4 separate regions of the Homo sapiens genome follow, and all the other regions are linked to region 1. A link is an interaction called in ENCODE POLR2A ChIA-PET data of the cell type or tissue named here. Cell type or tissue: CD4-positive, alpha-beta T cell. All regions are shown on one strand.

What was found. Peaks named below come from ENCODE experiments on the same cell type or tissue, not always from the same donor. Only the 100,000 strongest peaks of a DNase experiment are listed, where the experiment ranks them.
Region 2: POLR2A ChIA-PET joins it to region 1 with 17 read pairs; 21 of 35 experiments call an interaction of 5 or more read pairs at or near these places.
Region 3: POLR2A ChIA-PET joins it to region 1 with 51 read pairs; 25 of 35 experiments call an interaction of 5 or more read pairs at or near these places.
Region 4: POLR2A ChIA-PET joins it to region 1 with 11 read pairs; 7 of 35 experiments call an interaction of 5 or more read pairs at or near these places.

What each region holds. Positions count from the first base shown.
Region 1 is chr12:121,624,360-121,629,359 of GRCh38, reverse strand. It overlaps the pseudogene ORAI1. Among named protein-coding and RNA genes, the nearest start is that of MORN3, 43 kb to the left of the region's middle. RefSeq lists enhancers at 871-930, 3,989-4,489 and a silencer at 2,061-2,950. In CD4-positive, alpha-beta T cell, CTCF peaks have their summits at 2,059, 4,372 and 4,573 (motif pointing right); DNase peaks (open chromatin) are centred at 1,889, 2,599, 2,909, 4,569 and 2 weaker places; H3K4me3 peaks cover 3,437 bases; H3K27ac peaks cover 3,014 bases.
Region 2 is chr12:121,534,365-121,539,364 of GRCh38, reverse strand. KDM2B (lysine demethylase 2B) reads left to right here. Exons shown (of 23, transcript NM_032590.5): 7 at 4,775-4,868. Among named protein-coding and RNA genes, the nearest start is that of KDM2B-DT, 44 kb to the left of the region's middle. RefSeq lists silencers at 1,037-1,186, 1,297-2,346 and enhancers at 2,627-2,736, 3,177-3,256, 3,120-3,912, 4,273-4,342, 4,533-4,772. In CD4-positive, alpha-beta T cell, no CTCF peak of the experiment used is centred here; DNase peaks (open chromatin) are centred at 2,044, 2,584, 3,024, 4,684 and 3 weaker places; H3K4me3 peaks cover 2,576 bases; H3K27ac peaks cover 3,348 bases.
Region 3 is chr12:121,549,827-121,554,826 of GRCh38, reverse strand. All of the region lies in intron 4 of KDM2B (lysine demethylase 2B), which reads left to right. Among named protein-coding and RNA genes, the nearest start is that of KDM2B-DT, 28 kb to the left of the region's middle. In CD4-positive, alpha-beta T cell, a CTCF peak has its summit at 2,026 (motif pointing left); DNase peaks (open chromatin) are centred at 2,016 and 2,916.
Region 4 is chr12:121,709,748-121,714,747 of GRCh38, reverse strand. It overlaps TMEM120B (transmembrane protein 120B), which reads right to left and starts at 1,996. Exons shown (of 12, transcript NM_001080825.2): 1 at 1,784-1,996. The coding sequence starts at 1,852. RefSeq lists silencers at 1,525-1,654, 1,835-1,884, 1,895-2,154. In CD4-positive, alpha-beta T cell, a CTCF peak has its summit at 1,579; DNase peaks (open chromatin) are centred at 1,997, 2,477 and 2,917; H3K4me3 peaks cover 2,049 bases; H3K27ac peaks cover 694 bases.

The DNA.
Region 1 (5,000 bases):
CTGCAGGGAAAAGCTGACAACTGGTAGCTCCCTCCCCACCACCAATTATAAAACTTTCTTTGGCTTAAAAGAAACTCTTTTGCGGCCGGGCGCCGGTGGCTCACGCCTCTAATCCCAGCACTTTGGGAGGCCGAGGCGGGTGGATCATGAGGTCAGGAGATCGAGACGATCCTCGCTAACACGGTGAAACCCCGTCTCTACTAAAAAAATACAAAAAAAATTAGCCAGGCGTGGTTGTGGGCGCCTGTAGTCCCAGCTACTCCAGAGGCTGAGGCAGCAGAATGGCGTGAACCCAGGAGTCAGAGCTTGCAGTGAGCCAAGATCGCACCACTGCACTCCAGCCTGGGTGACAGAGCAAGACTCCGTCTCAAAAAAAAAAAAAAAAAAAAAGAAACTCTTTTGCCCTATTTCTCATTTCCTAGTGTCCTAACACATCCCTGGCTGGACATCAATCAGAGTTCCTATACACCGCAATGGGTACAAGTGCCTGAGCAAGTTCTGAACACCAGCAGAGCTGGGTTCAAATCCCGCTCCACCAGACTGGCTGTGCGGTCTTGGGAGAGCCCTTTGACAAAATCACCACAGAGGGTTGTTGAGTAAGCCCAGGAGTTAAGGCACCTAGCACTGAGTGAGTGTTCAGTAAATGCCAGCTGCTTTTAGAGATTCTTCAGGCAGCAGGCAGAACCTGGTCTCTTAGGATTTGAAATTAACAGAGCAGAAGTCCGTCCTGTCTAAACTAAAAATGAGAGTGCCGTCTGTTTATGCAAACACACTCCCTGATCTCCTTTCAGGGGCTCCCTCAATTTTATTCTCAAAGTCAGAGAAACTTTTGAGTAGCAGCCTTCTTTGATCAATTCAGGAATTGAGGCCCGGACAGGGAGAGTGAGTTGCTTGAGGTCACACAGGCAGCAAGTAACTGAGCAGGGAAGGCTGCTTCCCACTCCCCATCTCCCGGCCTTTCCACTGTGGCCCAGCGTGCTCTGGGCCTTAAAAAATTCAGGCTCTGCTGCAAGGCAAAGCAGGGAGAGTTTCAGACACACTCCCTTCCCAAGAAAACACGAAGGGTGCAGCCACTCCCTCCCTCAAGGCCAAGGGCTTAGCTCACTGGTGGCGGGGGCAGGAGTGCTCTGGTCTACAGAACTGAGGGGCGGGGAGCAGAGTCCATTCATGGCAGGCTGATATCACCGAGTGGTAATAATGTAGTTATTATGTAGTCCCCTGCAACGGAGAAACTTCAATATGCCAAGCCTGAGGGTATCCCCAGAGCCACTTCTCAGGCCCATCCGCAGCCTCACCCACCCCACACCTCAGAGGCTTTGCACTCCAGCTCTTTGGGATGGTGGGGAAAGGAAAGCATGCCTATGCCCTAGATCAAGAAAGAGCCCATTGGGCCGGGTGTGGTAGCTCACGCCTGTAATCCCAGCACTTTGGGAGGCCGAGATTTGGCAGATCACGAGGTCGAGAGTTAAAGATCAGCCTGGCCAACAGGGTGAAACCCCGTCTCTACTAAGAACACAAAAATTAGCCGGGCGTGGTGGCGCGAGCCTGTAATCCCAGCTACTCGGGAGGCTGAGGCATGAGAATCGCTTGAACTCAGGAGGTGGAAATTTCAGTGAGCCGAGATTGCACCACTGCACTCCAGCCTGGGCGACAGAGCGAGACTCCGTCTTGGAACAAATAAAAAATAAAGAGCCCATTCAACGGGAACATGTCCCTCCCTCCTCCCTCACACGCAGTGACTCAGTGGCAAGTTTCTGGAGAAAAAACTGAGGGGGACTGGTTGTCAAACCCCCAGGCTGAGGCTCTCGGAAAATGCGGTGGAAAAGGGGTGTCAGGAAATCCCCTCTAGGAGCTGATAAAAGAACACGGCTAACAACTTCCGGCCTCGGGTGCCGGGGCACAAGACAGCGCAAGGTCTTTCTCCTTGTCCCCACCTCCTGACGCCCCCAGCTGGGTTAGAGCTTCTGAGTCCCTCCTTTCGCTCCTGAACGCACATGGGGCGGGCTTCTTACAGAGCTAACTTCGGGATGCATCTACCACTCTTGCTGGGGCAGGCATGGCCATGTGGAGGCACCCAAGCACCCCGAGCCCGGACTCTGATATGGCTTGTCACCACCCCAGATCGGAGTACTCGGCGCCCACCAGTGCTCACGTCCAGCACCTCTGCCCCCCGCGCAGCGCTCACCACGGTTTCTCCCAGCTCTTCCCCTCACTCTGGCCCGCCCGGCCCGCCCAGAGAGCCCCGTCGGGGCTGCGGGCGGGAGCAGCCGGGACAGTAGAGGGGGCAGGGCAGGGCGGCCGGAGCTCACCATGGCGAAGCCGGAGAGCAGAGCCGAGGTCCGGCTGGAGGCTTTAAGCTTGGCGCGGCTCAAGTAGAGCTTGCGCCAGGACAGCGCCTGCATGGAGTGCTCGTTGAGGCTCATCACCTCGGAGTAACTCTGGCCGATCCAGTCCGGGTAGGTGACGGCGGACGGCGGCGGTGGCGGGGCGGGGCCCCCGGGGGCTCCCCGTCCCCGCTGCGGCGGCGGCTCCGGCGGCTGCCGCTGGTGGTGCTGCCGCCGCTTGGGGGAAGCTCGGGACTGCTGCGGCTCGGGGGCGGGGCGGGCTCCGGATGCATGGAGCACGCCGCCGAGGCGCGGGCCGGCCCGGGCGCCGCGAGGCACCTCCGCCGGAGGCAGCCGCCGACTGCCCCCTACGCGGGCCCGGCCTCACCCGGCCGGCCGCACAGGACGAGGAGGACGAGGTCGAAGAAGTGCCCGCTGCCCCAGCACGCAGGCCCGCGGCGCCGCTGGCAAAAGCCCCCGGGCGGCAGTGACCAGAGACTGCGCGCGGGCGGCGCCTCGGATCCCCGGGGCCTGGACCCCCGGCGCGCGCCGCGATTGGCCGCCGCCCTGGGCTGTTTTGCATGCTCCCCGCCCACCTGTGCCCCGCCCACCAAGAAGTGGGCGTTGTTGTGGGCGTCACGTGACCCGCCCGCTCCGACGGCACCGCCCACGGTCCCTGGCGCGCCGCCGCCCGCCACTTTTCCTGGAAGCGCCCGGCTGCCCGCTCCGGCTCCTGGCGCCGCCCCTCTCCGCAGCTGCTCCCGTGGCCCTGCTCCTGGAGCTTGGACTCCTGGGTCGGGCCGCCTGAGGTCACCTCTGGGCGCCTCCTGAGGCCCATATCCCCTTTGGAACAAGGTGGCTCAAGGTCTGTAGGAAAAAGAGCGGCTGACGTCTGGAGTTCAAGCAGTGTTTATTTGGCGCCCACTGGGTGCCAACACTGGTCTAGGTGCTGAGGCTGGGTAGGGTGGTGAACGAGATGGACAAAACCTGTCTGTTAACCACTTTGTCCACCTGTGTTCACCAGCATCTGATACGTATTGAGGTGACCGGTTCCTGATTTATTATTTTTTTATTACTGGGTTCAAGCAATTCTCCTGCCTCAGCCTCCCGAGTAGCTAGGATTACAGGCTCCCGCCACCATGCCCTGCTAATTTTTGTATTTTTAGTAGAGATGGGGTTTCACCATATTGGCCAGGCTGGTCTCAAACTCCTGACCTTGTGATCCGCCCGCCTCGGCCTCCCAGAGTGCTGGGATTACAAGCGTGAGCCACCGTGCCCGGCCACCTGATATTTTTTAAACCAGTGAATCTTCAAACCTATTCAGCAAGTGTCTTCTGAGCAACTATTACGTGCTACGCTGAGGGATTCCAGGAAAATGATAACCTTCATTGAATATTTTATATATATATATACACACACACATATATACACATATATATGTATATATATGTGTGTGTGTGTGTATATATATATATATATATATATATATATATATTTTTTTTTTTTTTTTTTTTTTGAGACAGGGTTTTGCTCTTGTCGCCCAGGCTGGAGGAGTGCAATGGCGCGATCTTGGCTCACTGCAACCTCCACCTCCCGGTTCAAGCGATTCTCCTGCCTCAGCCTGCTGCGTAGCTGGGATTACAGGCGCCCGCCACCACACCTGGCTAATTTTTGTATTTTTAGTAGAGACGGGGTTTTGCCATGTTGGCCAGGCTAGCCTGGAACTCCTGACGTCAGGAGATCCGCCCGCCTCGGCCTCACAAAGTGCTGCGATTACAGGCATGAGCCTCCATGCCCGGCCCGAATATTATATTTTAGTGGAGTGTGGAGAGGGGCAGGAAATAAGTGAGATCACACCTTTCTGACTTAGGTCACATTTAAGCTGAGACCAGAGCCCGCCATGCAAACAGACAGGATCTAGCTTTCCAGGACGGCGAGGGAACTGCTCATGCCAAGACCTTTAAGCAGGGATATTTGGCTGTTGGAGCGTTGGAAGGCCAATTTTGGGGAGCAGAGGTGAGGTGGGGGTGTATGCAGGACTGTGCTAGGGAATGTCTCCTAGGAGGTAAACTCCGGGGCAGGGACCTTTACTATCAGCTTCACAGCTCTACCCTCAGCATCTAGAATATTCCTCGGCATACAATCGGTCCTCAGTAATTTTTTGTTGAATGAATAACTATGGGAGAGACAGGAATGAGTGACGAGCATGTGACATTGCCGGTTGGCGGGGTGAAACGTAACTCTTGTCACCACTAGAGGGCGCGCCCCCACCCAACCGTTGTGGGATGAAAACCTCTGCCCCCAAGAAGTCTCTGGTTCCCGCAGAGCCCTTTCTTGGCTTTTTTTTTAAAATTTAATTTTATTATTATTATACTTTAAGTTTTAGGGTACATGTGCACAATGTGCAGGTTAGTTACATATGTATACATGTGCCATGTTGGTGTGCTGCACCCATTAACTCGTCATTTAGCATTAGGTATATCTCCTAATGCTATCCCTCCCCCCTTTCCCCACCCCACAACAGTCCCCGGAGTGTGATGTTCCCCTTCCTGTGTCCATGTGTTCTCATTGTTCAATTCCCACCTATGAGTGAGAACATGCGGTGTTTGGTTTTTTGTCCTTTTCTTGGCTTTTTTAAAATAAAGATGGGGGCCGGGCGCGGTGACTCACGCCTAT
Region 2 (5,000 bases), 90 kb after region 1:
TTTTCTTTCTTTTTTTTTTTTTTTTTTTTTTTTTTTTTGGGAGAGGGTCTCCTATGTCACCCGGGCTGGAGTGCAGTGGCGCAGTCGTGATTCACCCTTGACCTCGTGAGGTGAAGCAGTCCTCCCACCCCAGCCTCCCTGGTAGCTGGGACTACAGGCGCGCACCATTATGTTGGTTGTCTTAGGGGTGAAACGAGATCACGCATGTAAACAGCTATTATTATTATTAGCACTGGTAATTAGAACCTGTTAATTAATATTGCTCAGTAGTCCTGGTGGCTGGGGTTTGGAGAAAGAATGGAGAGGCTGGAATCTGCCCCTGCAGTGGCTATGGGACCATTTCCAGCCCCCTTGTGGTTTGGGAGAAGGGTGTGGGACAGGGTGGGAGGAGGGCGGGGACTCTGGTGACCTTGAGTGTGGGACTTCTGATTTGAGCGGGATCACCACCTGCAGCTGGAGGTTAGTGGTGAGGTTTGGCTGTAACCTCTGGACTCCTCCTGGAGTTGAGGTGTGTCAGGTAGACCAATGGGGGCAAAGCTGAGGGACTGGGAGACAGGCTGCCTGGGTGAGCACTGCCTCTGATAGGCTGGTGACCCGAACTGGAGGCTGGACCCGAACTCGAGGCTTGAGTCACAAGCCTCCCTGTGCTTATCTGAAAACAGGAAGAATCCTGGGAATGACTTTTTAGGGTTGTTGTGAAGTTTGGATTAAGTAATCCAGGTACCACAGTTTGGATGATGCGGTGAATATGTATTTATCTCAAAGGAGTCTCTCAACCATGCTATGATGTAGGGTACACAGTCACTAAGCCACCAGGCAGGGGAAGGGGTGGTAAAAGAACATCTTAGAATGCAGAATTGAACTTCAGTGCCGAGCAGTGAGGATGCTGTTCAGAGAGGGGAAGTGAGTTGTTTAAGGTCACACAGCGCGTGGGCCTTGGGGTCAGAGCGGCTTCCCCCTTCTCAGCGCTACCATACTCCGGATCCCACTCTCCCCGCGGCCCCTAGCTCGGGTCCTTTCTATGGCTGTATCTGGAGGGGCACATCTTAGGAAGGTGGCTTTGCTGGCCGTCACCTGCTATGGAACACGGGGCTCAGGGGGGTGGGGAGAGCCAGCCCTGCACCCCCACCGGCCGGGCGAGGGGCGTCTCCTGGCGCCGGCCCGCGTTGCTTCCCGGTCGCCCCGCGGCCTCCCTCCGCCTCCCTGGCGGCCCCGCGCCGCGGGTGTTCAGTTTCAGCGCGGGCATGAGCGCAGGCAGCGCCCGGCTCCCCGCGGAAGGAAGGCAGCGAGCGGGGGCCCCGCGTCCTCGGCCGGGGCCTGGCAGCGCCGTGGAGGGGGCTCGGCTCGCGTTGCCGCCGGGAGTGGGGCCGGGCGCGCGTCGAGCCTCCGCAGCCGAAGGGGACGCCCGGGAGCCGAAGGGGACGCACGGGAGCCGCCGCCGCCGCCGCCGAGGGTAACCGCGGGCCGCGCTGCCCGGGCGCCCCCTCCTTTGTGGCGCTGCGCGGGGCGGGTGTGGGTGGCCTCCCGCCCGCGGGCTACAGGGCCGGCGTCGCGGAGCCGCTCTTTGTGTCTCCCGGGGTCGGGTGCGAGTGTGCGGCGCGCTCTTGGCACCTCCCGCGCCCCTCGGGTGTCAGCGTTCCGGCGCCCCTCCCGGCCCTTTCCCCACGGGGACGCCTCCCGAGCCACCGGGGGAGTTACGCCAAGTTGGAGGGAAAAAGGTGGGGCGGGGCCGCCCCGCCTCCGCAGCCCCCAGGCAGCGCCCCAAAGTTGGTGCTGCAGGTGCAGCAACCCTCCTGCCGCCCTCCTCCCCGGCTGGCCCGGCCGTGGCAGGCGGGAACCCCCAAGGGCTCGGTTCGGGGGCTCCCGATGATCTGCCGCCAACTTGGAGGGTGCCTTGCTGCACAGAAGCCACCTGAGCTGGGGGCGGCCGGGGGCGGCCGAGGCCCAGGCGGAAGCCGGGCTAGCCGGCTGGCCGTGGGGAGAGCTTAGCGGCCGTGGCACCGAGCCGGGGTGCCCATGTGACTGCGGTGTGCTTGGGAAGAGGAAGCTGCAGAGGTCAGTGCAAAGGCGTCACGCCAGAGCGAGCGAGCAAACCAGCCAGGGGGGAGCCCCGGAGCCAGCGCGGGGCGGGAGCGGGGGTGGCCTGTCGCTGCAGGGGCCGGACAAAGCCGCGCTGTCCCAGCCACCCTGGCTCCCCTAATGCCTGCGATCGCGGGGTGGGAGGGGCGGCCAGGCTTGGCGGCCAGGAAATGAGGGACACCGGGAGGAGGGGCCTCTCCGGGAGAGGCAGGTCTGGAAGAGGCGGCCCCAGCCCCCCGAGGGGCCTCTGGATGCTGGAGGGTGACCCAGAGGGCAGATCAGACACAGACTCAACTTGGAGAACTTTCCCTGCACACTGCAGCCAGCTTGCAGCGATTCTTTTCTGCACGTGCTGGGGAGGTCGGGGTTGCGGGGAGCTGGAGGATGGCAGGATGGGGGTGACCTGGTTAGCCAGGCAGCCCTGGGGCCCGCAGCCCAAGAGGCGAGCTCCTGTCCTCTCCTCTCTGCTGTGGGTACCCGCGGGCTTCCAGCTGTCGACAAGAGAAGCACGTTCTCTGGGCTCCGCCCCGCACATACTTAGATTGTTTTCCCTAGACTGTGTTCAGCTGAGGCCTGGAGGGGGTGGAAACCAAGGTTAGATTAAAAAAAGAAAAAAAAAAAAAAACCAAGACGAAGAGATGGTTTTAGGGAAATGAAGACTAATATTTTGAAGTGGTGCTTAGAGAGAAGAGGCCAGTGTGGTCCGTGGGGGTGGGGTGGGTGAGGGCTTCAGGACCCCCCCTTTCCTTAGAGAGAAGAGGATCACCCAGGCCTTCAGGCGGGGACCCCGCTGGGCCCAGCCGGCCTACAGGTGAGGACGGTGTGGAGCCCAGAGTCGGGACTTTGACCACCCCATTGCCAGCTCCGCAGCCCGCGCCTGTCTTCGTGACAGCCTGCGTCCTGTGCTGTCAACTACACCCCTCCGATGGGGTTGCTAGGCAGCGGGGCTCTGATGTACTGGAAGGCCTTCTGATTTGTCAGCCTCCTGCAGACACATGGTTAAGGCTCCTTCCAGCCTATGGGGAGGAGGGACGCGGGCACGCCGCCTGCATACTGCTGAGCCCCCGGTCCACCTGAAAGCGAGGTGCAAAAGGCAGCCAGAGGGAGGGGGCACCAGGAGCCCTCCGCCTTCTAACCAGCTCAGCCCCACTCCCCGCATTATCTCCACTCGTGCCGGCGCGCTGCTGGCTCCTCCCTGTCCGTCCCCGCCCCATTCCTTCCCTCTTCCCCAAACCATGGAAAGGCAAAGTGCAGCGGGGAAAAGAGGTCAGTGGGGTAAGCATGTGTTGCGGGCTCCGGAGGTGCCAAGGTGCATGGGCGTGAGCGGTGGGGAGGCTGCCCATCCGTGCCACCTGGGGCTCTAGTGGGAAGGGGCAAGTGGCAGGGAGGGGTCCCTGGCACCGTCATGTGCCAGGCCTGGACTTGGAAGCCTTCTCTGTGCCCCCTCCTCCTTCAGCTCTGCCCCACTCCTAAGAGGGCAGCAGTTGAGGGAGGAGGGGAGCCCTGGGTGTTTCTGCAAGGAAGGGTGGGCTCTCCAGCCCTCCATAGCACTGAGAAGGGGATGGCTGCTGGCCAGTTCCTGCTTCCCCTGGATTCACTCCCCGGCCCCAGCCTCCAAGGTCCAAGTTCTTCCTCCTCCTTCTCTTCCTCTGTGCATGGCCACCACCCCCAATTTAATTTCTCTTAAATTCTTTACTTGTTTATAACAGCCTTACTGAGACATAATTCACAGACCGTTCACCCATGTAAAAGTGTACAATTCAACGGGTTTTAGTATGTTCACAGAGTTTTGCAACCACAGTTAATTTTAGAACATTTTCATCACCCCAGAATGAAACCCTGTACCCATTAGCAGTCATTCCCCATTGTCCTGCCCCCCAGCCCCTGACACCCACTAATCTGCTTTCTGTCTCTATAGATTTGTCTACTCTGCACATTTTGTATACGTGGGACCAGACACCGCTTGGTCTTTTGGGGCTGGAACCCCCCCTTACTTTTCTAGCTGCATTGCTTACTTGGCAATCAATTGCAGTTTTGTTTTTTTGTTTTTTGTGTGTGTGGGTTTTTTTTTTTTTGGTCATTTAACTTTTCCTGTGCATTGCTTCTTTAGGAGTGTCGCACAGTTAGGGGCAGGGGTCTTCTGCATTCTTATGCATTTCTCTCAAGGCCAAAGCTGGCTCGGGGCTGGACCTCTGGTTGAATGAATGAGGAGATGAATGGGGACTGGTAATTGGCAAGCTGTGCAGGTGGTTTACAACTGAATTCCAGGGGGCCCAGCTGCTACAAAGGGGGCTGGCAGCTTGGGAGAACTGCAGGTATCCAAGCTGTGAAGGAGCAGAGAGGAAGCCTCTAACTGGGGGAGGGCAGAGGTGGGGCAAAGGTAGAAACCCACCCCGTTAGGAACCTGTAAAGTGGTCTGTGGGTTGCCACTTCTCGCAAGAACCTGAAAACAAGTGTATCACTCCCAGCCTCTGGGGTAGGTAGGCGACCAGTGCTTGAGATTTGTCACCTGATCACAGGGGCTTCCCCCGTGGGGAACTCCGATTACATTTGGATTTTTAAAGAAGAAAAAAAGAAAATTCCCCAGCGTCAGCGTTTATAAAAGGGCACCAGTTCAGGACCTCTGAAGTCCTTTGCTTACGTCTTGTGATTTAGATCTTGACTTGTGTTCTGTCTCCCTGCCTCTGTGTTGCAGGTACTGTCTGATGAGCGTGAAAGGTTGTTTCACCGACTTCCACATCGACTTTGGAGGCACTTCCGTTTGGTACCATGTTTTCCGGGGTGGGAAGGTGAGTTTCAGTTGCCTTTAACTTTCTATGCATCTCTAGCTGTTTGTGTGGGGAGGGGCTCACTTACCTTTCCCTCTCCTCCCACCTCCCTCCTCCAACCAGCCCTGCCCCAGGAGTACTTTAAGGATTACT
Region 3 (5,000 bases), 75 kb after region 1:
TTTGGACTAAGACTGAAAATCATAACTTGTGGATTAATACCTGTGTGCATGTGAGAGAGGTATATATACCTGGGATTAAATGAGAGTATAAAAGTGTTAATTTAAAGTATGTTACAGGCCGGGTGCGGTGGCTCACGCCTGTAATCCCAGCACTTTGGGAGGCTGAGGCAGGTGGATCACCTGAGGTCAGGAGTTCTAGACCAGCCTGGACAACATGGTAAAACCCCGTCTCTACTGAAAATACAAAAATTAGCTGGGCGTGGTGGCAGGCGCCTGTAATCCCAGCTACTCGGGGGGCTGAGGCAGGAGAATCGCTTGAACCTGGGAGGCAGAGGTTGCAGTGAGCCGAGATCGCGCCATCGCCATCGCACTCCAGCCTGGGGGACAAAAGAGAGACTTTGTCTCAAAAAAAAAAAAAAGTATGTTACAAAGGGCAAGTATCATGATATATACAAGGTATACATTTATTTGGAAACACTCCCAGATTACTTGCCATCTCTGAGACTCTCCATTTTAAAAAAGTAAAAAGTTTCATTGAAATATAAGTCACAGACCATACAATTCATTTCACCCCACTTTTTTTTTTTTTGAGACAGGATCTGGCTCTGTTGCCCAAGCTGGAGTGCAGTGGCACGATCATGGCTCACTGGAGCCTCAACCTCCTGACGCTCAAGCAGTCCTCCCACTTCAGCCTTCAGAGTAGCTGGGACCACCGGTGTGGGTCACCATGCTTGGCCAATTTGTGTGTGTGTGTGTGTGTGTGTGTGTGTGTGTGTGTGTGTGTGTGTGTGTGGAGCTGGGGTGTCACTATATTACCCAGGCTGATCTCAAACTTCTAGGGCCCAGCGCTCCTTCCAGCTCTGTCTCCCAAACTGTTGGGATTACAGGTGTGAGCCACCAGCCACCAAGGCCGGCCACAATTCACTTGTTTTCAGTATATTCACAGAGCTGTGCAACCATTATGAAAGTCCATTTTAGAACTTTTTCATCATTCCCCAGAAGAACCCCACACCCATTTGCATCTTGAATATGTTGTAGGGTCCTAAGCAGTCTGTTCACTGGGACTGGCCAGCAACGATTTAACTGGCTGTGATGCTGGGCAAGTCCCTAAACTTCCCAGCTCCTCACCTTCTCCACCTCTAGTTACAGATGAAACTGACCGACTCGGTAACGCTACCTACCTGTAGGTGCTCCAAGTGAGTGTGAAGTGCATGAACTCAGTTATGTCTCAGGACAGCTCCTGGGCTGGCTATTTGTTCCCCATGTTATAGATGAAGAAGAAACTGATTCCCAGAGAAGCCAAGAGCCCGAGGCACAGGCTGGAGGCTCCGCTGGGAACCGAACCCTCTAAATTTTAACAGTGTGTGGGTAGGGGTAGCTGAGCTTGGCCTTCAGTGCTGACTTGCAGGACTCTGGGTTCGTGATTTTAGTGCTCTTTATCCTATTTGCTACCTGCCCAGCAGACTCCTTTGCACAGGGAGCTTTGCAGACATGACCTTGAGCAAGATTAGGGAGGAGAAGTGGGTGGAGGTGGGAGGCTGGCCAGAGAGCGAGAGTGGGGAGGGTACCGGGGTTCTTTCTTTCTTTTTTTTTTTTGAGACAGAGTCTTGCTCTGTCGCCCAGGCTGTAGTGCAGTGGCGCGATCTCGGCTCGCTGCAACCCCGCCTCCCGGGTTCACGCCATTCTCCTGACTCAGCCTCCCAAGTAGCTGGGACTACAGGCGCCCGCCACCACACCCGGCGGATTTTTTGTATTTTTAGTATTCTCGGGGTTTCACCGTGTTAGCCAAGATGGTCTCAATCTCCTGACCTCATGATCTGCCCGCCTCAGCCTCCCAAAGTGCTGGGATTACAGGCGTGAGCCACCGTGCCCGGCTGGTACTGGGGTTCTGACAGCAGGGTTTCTGCCAGGTGGGCCTCCTGGAAAATCTGAGTGGCGCCCACGTATTCCAGGCACCTGGGTAAGGAAGGAGCTAGCCTTGCCAAGATCAAGGCCAGAATATCCAGCGAAGAACGGGGATGCCCCCTGGTGGATCTGCACTCCAGACGCCAAAACAAAAGCTGCTTTCCCCTGGATCCACTGCTTCCTAGGGTCCATGGGGAGGGACCTGGCCACTGCTGTGGTCTGGAATCTTTTTTTTTTTTTTTTTTAATTAAGACAGAGTCTCACCATGTCACCCAGGCTAGAGTGCAATGGCACGACCTCAGCTCACTGCAACCTCCACCTCCTGGGTTCAAGCAATTCTCCTACCTCAGCCTCCCAAGTAGCTGGGATTACAGACGTGTGCCACCATACTTGGCTAATTTTTGTATTTTTAGTAGAGATAGGGTTTTGCCATGTTGGCCAGGCTGGTCTTGAACTCCTGACCTCAGGTGATCCACCCATCTCGGCCTCCAAAAGTGCTGGGATTACAGGCATGAGCCACTGCACTTGGCCAGGTCTGGGGTCATGTTTCAACCTTAGCATACGATCAAGATTCAGTATTCGGGGGATGGGAGAGGAACCTGGGCTTAGGCATTAGAATGAATTGGATTCAAATACCACTCTGCCACTCACGAATTGGGCATTCCTGGGCGAGTTAGTTGTCCAAGTCTCAGCTTCTCCTCCATTAAATGGGTGTAATTGAAGTTCTGCTTCACAGAGCTGTGACCACGATGAACCTAACACAAGATAATATATGTAGAGAACCCGCCTGTGCTGACACACATAGTAAATGGTAATGGTTGTAATTGGTAGTAAGAGTCTACTCTGGGGAGCTTGAGCCAGTTGCTGTGTCTCTGGGCCTTGGTCTCCCCATTTGTAAAACAGACTGTCTCACCTTGCTTTTCCAGGTTGCTGTGAAATTTAGATCTTGAACCCAAAAGATAGAAATACCCAAGTTCTCTTACATACTTAAGGTGTTACTTTCTTTTTTTGTTTCCTTTTTGTGGAGAATGTGGTCTCCCAGCCTGGGCAACTTAATGAAACCCTGTCATGCTGGGCGCGGTGGCTCACACCTGTAATCCCAGCACTTTGGGAGGCTGAGGCGGGCGGATCACTTGAGGTCAGGAGTTCAAGACCAGCCTGGCCAATATGGCGAAACTCCATCTCTACTAAAAATACGAAAAAGAGCCGGGTGCGGTGGTGCACGCCCTTAATTCCAGCTGCTCGGGAGGCTGAGGCAGGAGAATCACTTGAACCCCGCAGGTGGAGGTTGCAGTAAGCTGAGATTGTGCCACTATACTCCAACCTGGGCGACAGAGCGAGACTTTGTCTCAAAAACCAACCAACCAAACAAAGAAAACCAAAACCCTGTCTCTACAAAAAATAAAAACCTGGTTGGATGTGGTGGTGCCGCCCTGTAGTCCCAGCTATTCAGGAGGCTGAGGCTGGAGGATCCCTCGAGCCAGGGAGGTTGAGGCTGCAGTGAGCCACGATCGTGCCATTGCTCTCCAGCCTGGGTGACAGAGCGAGACCCTGTCTCAAAAAAAAAAAAAAAAAAAGAATGGAATCTTGCTGTGTTCCCCAGGCTGGTCTCAAACTCCCAGGCTCAAGCACCATCCTCCCACCTCTGCTTTTCTAAGTGCTGGGATTACACAGAGTTACTTTTATTTTTCAGTTCCGACCACATGAAAGGCTATGTTTATTTATTCAACAAATATTGACCACGGGCCTGTTAGAGGGCAGGTTCAGTGAACGGGATGAGACTATTACCCATATCAACATCTAAGTTCCATGAGAGTTCTGTCTAGTTCAAGGGCCAGCAAACTTTCTCTGTTAAGTGCCAGAGAGTAAATACTTACGGGTTTTCAGGCCATTTGGTCTGTTGCAACTACTTAGCTCTGCCATTGTCGCACGGAGCCAGCCCTATACAATATGTGAACCGATGACCGTGGCTGTGCCCCAGGAAAGCTTTGTAAATGGACCTGAGAATTTGGGTTTCATATAGTTTTCATATCACAAAATAGTATTCTTCTTTTGATTTTTCCCCCTCCGTTAACAAAAATGGAAAACCCCTCAAAACGTATGGCTATTGTAGGGAAAAAAAAATCTAGGCCAGTTGCGGTGGCTCATGCCTGTAATCCCAGTACTTTGGGAGGCTGAGGTGGGTGGATCCCTTGAGGTCAGGAGTTCAAGACCAGCCTGACCAACATGGCGAAACCCCATCTCTACTAAAAATATAAAACTTAGCAAGGTGTGGTAGCACATGCCTGTAATCCCAGCTATTCAGGAGGCTGAGGCATGAGAATTGCTTGAACCCAGGAAGTGGAGGTTGCAGTGAGCCGAGATTGTGCCACTGCATGATCTCAGTCTGGGCAACAGAGTAAAAAGGAAAGTTAAAAAATTCTTAACTTCTGGGTCACACAATGATAGGCCGTAGGCTGGATTTGGCCCTTGGGCTGTCATCATATGGTGGCCTTTGGCTGGTTTAACCTGTAACCTGTTGAGGTGGCTGTGAAGAAAGGTGGTCACTGGCTTCTTGGGATTTTCTTGTTTATATGTTTATTTCCTTTTCTTTCTTTCTTTTTTTTTTTTTTGAGACAAAGTCTTGCTCTGTTGCCCAGGCTGGAGTGAGGTGGCGCCATCTCAGCTCACTGCAACCTCTGCCTTCCGGGTTCAAGCTATCCTCTTGCCTCAGTTTCCTGAGTAGCTGGCACTATAGGCGTGAGCCACCACGCCCGGCTATTTTTTGTATTTTTAGTAGAAACGGGGTTTCACTATGTTGGCCAGGCTGGTCTCGAACTCCTGACCTCAGGTAATCCGCCCTCCTCGGCCTCCCAAAGTGCTGGGATTACAGGCATGAGCCATCATGCCTGGCCATCTTTGTATTTTTAGTAGATACAGGGTTTCACCATGTTGGCCAGGCTGGTCTCAAACTCCTGACCTCAGGTGATCCCTCCACCTCGGCCTCCCAAAGTGCTGGGATTACAGCCTTAAGCCACCATGCCCAGCTGCTTGGGCCCCTTTAGGTAGCTTTTGAGGTCATCGCAGACTGGCGTGGAGGCCATGGTGGTGCAGGG
Region 4 (5,000 bases), 85 kb before region 1:
TCTACTAAAAATACAAAAATTAGCTGGGCATGGTGGCGCGCACCTATAATCTCTGCTACTTGGGAGACTGAGGCAGGAGAATCGCTTGAATCCGGGAGGCGGAGGTTGCAGTGAGCCACGATCGTGCCACTGCACTCAAGTCTGGTGACAGAGCAAGACTCTATCTCAAAAAAAAAAAAAAAAAAAAAAAGAAGTGGCTGAGGGCCAGGCACAGTGGCTCATGCCTGTAATCTCAGCACTTTGGGAGGCCGAGGTGGGTGAATCACCTGAGGTCAGAAGCCTGGCCAACATAGTGAAACCCTATCTCTACTAAAACACAAAAAAATTAGCCGGGCACGGTGGCGCACACCCGTAATTCCAGCTACTCAGGAGGCTGAGGCAGAGAATGGCTCGAACCCGGGAGGCGGAGGCTGTAGTAAGCCGAGATCACGCCACTGCACTCCAGCCTGGGCGACAGTGAGACTCTGTCACAAAAACAAAACAAAACAAAACAAAACAAGAAGTGGCTGAGTCTTCTCCGTGGGAGTGGAGCCAAAACAGTCCCCTGAGAACCGGATGGGACCCAGGCCCTAGAAGAGAAGGCATCAACCTACACATGCTGGACAGGTCGAGATGTGTCTAGGTCCCTTCCCCTCTATTCATGCCTGAAAGGGCACCCCCATTCCTGCCCCGGCTCTCCAGCAACCCTCTGTCTATTGATCAGAATCTACAACCACGTGTCTAGAAAGACCCATCAGAGACACCCTTGGCAACCTCCTCTCCCCTCTGCACACTGTAGGAGGCCAACTGAACTGCAGACAAGAGGTACATGGACAGGGACAATGTCACTGCTCCAAATGAGAGGACTGGGGTGATAGTGTGCAATGTAATTTCAGGCAAAGCCAACCCCCCGAAAAACAATCCCGTGACTGGAGAGGGAACAGCCCTGTCTTCAAAAATAGTCACCGAGTCCCTCTTGGTCAACCCCAAGGTTTCCTGAGGCGTCTCTAGTCAACACGGTAGGTAGCTGGGGCCTCTCTGAACCTCTTAGCAGGAACAACTGCTGCCAGGACCGCTCCCCACACCCAGCAGCAATGCCATTCTCTCAGGGGACCCCCGCCTTACACCCGCCCTCACTCCACCCCGTGTAAGGCTCCGGGCCAGAAGGATAGAGCTGGGAGTTTCCCCTATCACTGGGTGAGGCTACTCAGCTGTCCGAACTGACAGATGCTCTCCACGCCAAAATCAGCCTGCAGCAGCGTCAGAGCCCCCAAAGACAGGAAATAGGGGTCCCTAATCCCCAAGCACAACCTAGAGGTTCAAGGTGAACAGCTCTTAAGTACACCTCCCAAAACAGAGCTGCAGGATAGTGCTGCCCCGCCAGAGCACGGGGTGGGAGCTGAGCTACCAAAAGCAGATGGGAGGGGGCGGGGTGAGATCTGGGGAGACCCTGCAGAGGTGGGGGCTGGGCTGTTCTCTTTGAACCACCCCCACAGATGAACACGCCTGGAACTTGCCTCAGAGGCCACAGACCAACTTTCTGCAGCGAAGGGGGTGCGTGGAGCAGAGAGCCAGTGGGAGGGCGGCGGAAGAGGGGGCTGCGACCCGGCGCCCCACGTGGACGAAGAGCTGAAGCGCCGGGTGATGGGAGGGGGCTGGTCCATGCCTCCCGTCCGCCCCCAGGGCCTCTCCGGGGCACTCCCTAGGCCCTGACTGTCCCCACCGCCCGGGCCGGGGGGCTCAGGAAGGGCAAGGCGCTGCACCGCGGGCAGCAGAGTTGCGGGACCAGGTGGCCTGGCCCTACCTGCAGTTCTTGAAATTCTCCCTCCAGCTCGTGCCATTCGCGCTCGCAACGCTCCAGCTGCCCGGACATGATGCGATGGTGCAAGGCGGCGGTGCCGGCGGCTGCTCCCGCAGCGCTGCCCGACCGGCCCCCCAGCGCCCCACGCCCGCGCGCTCGCCGACCGCCCTCGGAGGCACCAGCTGTTCCTGCGCAGCCAGAGCCACGCGCGCAACTGACGTCACGGCCCCGCCCCGGCGCCCGCCCCGCCCCACGCCTGGGAGGCGGGGCCGCGCGTGCGCATGTGCCCCGCCCCGCCCCGCGTGCGGCGTTCCGGACCGGGACATGGCAGGCTCGCAAGGTCTTTCGGGGTCTGTTGCGGCCCCCTTGGCAGTGCCTCTGCGCCTCCAGAATCTGTCTCTTCCAGGAAGAGTTGGGGGACTTGTCTGCAGGTTGCATTTGCAGAGATTATTTGACTTAGATTGTGTGTTTTGGGGGTGTCTAGAGTTTGGGGAAAGGAGATTTGGGGGAGGTGAAATGAAAGCTCACCGGCCCCTGGTCATTGCCTGACTTGAGCCCAGGCCAGCGCCCCGGAAGGCTGGCGCTGACATCGACCATCCAAAAAGGTCGGGGGCCGGGCGGCGCAGCGCAGAGAGGGCACGGTCATTTCACGTTGTCATTATTATGTGCTGCAGCTAATACATCCTAGATTCCTGCCCTCTAACGCTCTGGGTGACGTTCTTAACAGCTGTTTCTGTCGCTCAAGGGACAACCGCCTCCAAGCTGATTAAATCCAGTTCTGTCCCCTCCTCTGCCAAGTCCTGCAAGAACTGCCCCTGCCTAGCTTTCCAGTCCCTTCTATCTCACCGCCCTGGACTCGTACCCTCCAGCCATTGCTTTTTCTCTTCCTGACCTTGCATGGAACTTTCTTCCCTCTAAATCTTCATACGATGTGCCTTTTTTTCATCATTCAGGCCTCAGTTTCAAATGACACCTGTGTTACTTTACTTTTTTATCTTTCTTTTTTCTTCTATTTTTATGGGTGTTTTTTTTTTTTTCTGTCGCCTAGGCTGGAGTGCAGTGGTGTGATCTCAGCTCACTGCAACTTCCGCCTCCCGGAATCAAGTGCGTCTCATACCTCAGCCTCTGGAGTAGCCAGGTTATACCACATCCAGCTAATTTTTGTATTTTTAGTAGAGGCGGGGTTTTGCAGTGTTGGCCAGGCTGCTCTCGAACTCCTGACCTTAAGTAATCCGCCCGACTTGGCCTCCCAAAGTGCTAGGATTACAGGCATGAGCCACCGTGCCCGGCCCCCTGTGTTCGTTGCTAAAGCTGCCATAACCACAACCTGGGTAGTTTAAACAATAGAAATGTATTCTCACCAACGGGGGCAACATAAGGAGACCTTGTTTCTACAAAAAATTTACAGATTAGCTGGGTGTGGTGGCACGCGCCTGTGGTCCCAGCTACTCCGGAGGCTGAGGTCCAAGAATTCCTTGGGCCTGGGAGGTCAAGGCTGCAGTAAGCTATGATTGCACCACTGCACCCCAGCCTGGGTAACAGAGCGAGACCCAGTCTCATAAAGAAAGAAGGAGGCCGGGCGCGGTCGCTCACGCTTGTAATCCCAGCACTTTGGGAGGCTGAGGCAGGAGGATCACCTGAGGTTGGGAGTTCAAGACCAGCCTGACCAACATGGAGAAACCCCATCTCTACTAAAAACACACAAAAAAATTAGCCAGGTGTGGTGGCACATGCCTGTAATCCAGTTACTCAGGAGGCTGATGCAGGAGAATCACTTGAACCAGGGAGGTGGAGGTTGTGGTGAGCTGAGATCGTGCCATTGCACTCCAACCTAGGCAACAAGAGTGAAACTGAGTCTCAAAAAAAAGAGAGAGAGAGGAAGGAAGGGAGGGAAGGAAGGAAAGAAAAAAAGAAAAGAAAGAAATGTATTGTCTCACAGTTCTGGCATCTAGAAATCTGAGAGGAAGGTGTCAGCAAAGCAGTGCTCCCTCTGAAGCTCTGGGCAGAATCCTTCCCTCCTCATAGCTTGTGGGTGTATGTGGTGGCGGGGGGCTCCTTCACTGGCGTTCCTTAGCTCGCAGCTGCATCACCCCAATCTCTACCCTGTTGCACCGTCTTCTTTCCTGTGTGCATGTCTGTGTGTGTCCTCTCTTAAAAAGACACCCTTTCTGGCCAGGCATGGTGGCTCACGCCTGTAATCCCAGCACTTTGGGAGGCCGAGGTGGGCAGATCACTAGAGGCCAGGAGTTGGAGACCAGCCTGGCCAACATAGTGAGACCCCATTTCTACTAAAAATACAAAAATTAGCCGGGCATTATGGTACAAGCCTGTATTCCCAGCTCCTTGGGAGGCTGAGATGGGAGGATCACTTGAGCTCCAGAGGTCGAGGCTGTAGTGTGTTGGGAAAAGCTGAGTGTTGGGAGAAGCTGAGGCAGGGCTTGTATGTCTGACACAATGTAAAAGAGTCTTGGAACATGTCCAGGGTCCAAGGTCTAAAACCCCTTGTGGCCTTTGGAACACCAAGCTCTGTGCTAAAGGGTGGAAGGCTGCCCTGATGCACCATAATCTAAGCCCAGGGCATAAAACCCCTCGTGGCTTGGATAGAATCCAGGGCTCGTGGCTCTGGAATGTGTCTAGACTTGCTGGCTCCTTGCTCCTTGCTCACCCAGGATCAATTGTATCTTGTGTTAAAAGAACCTGCTCTCCATTATCTTAAGTAGCGGAGCAAATGCTAAACCATCACAGCTGTAAATCATGGGCTTAATGCAACGTGCCCTCTTGACCTCCACATTCTCACCACCTGTTTCTCTGTTGGATTACCAATAAATAGCATGGGCTCCCAGGGCTCGGGGCCTTCGCAGCCTCCAGTAGTGAGCTGTCATCACACCACTGCACACTAGCCTGGGTGACAGGACAAGAGCCTCTCTCAAAAAAATAAAAATAAAAAAAAGACACCCTTTCCTAGTGTGATCACATCTCAACTTTACATCTGGAAAGGCCCTATTTCCAAATAGGGTCACATTCCAAGTGTTAGAAAGTGATACTAAGTGTTAAGTGATACTAAGTGTTACTAAGTGTTAAAGTTCATTCCTTTAACAAATATTTACTGAGGGTCTACTATGTGTCAAGCCCTCGGGTTCCAACAAAGCCTGAGACACAGACAAGTTCCCTGAGATCTTGTGGAGGTTACATTCCCGTGGAGGGAAACAACCACATAGTG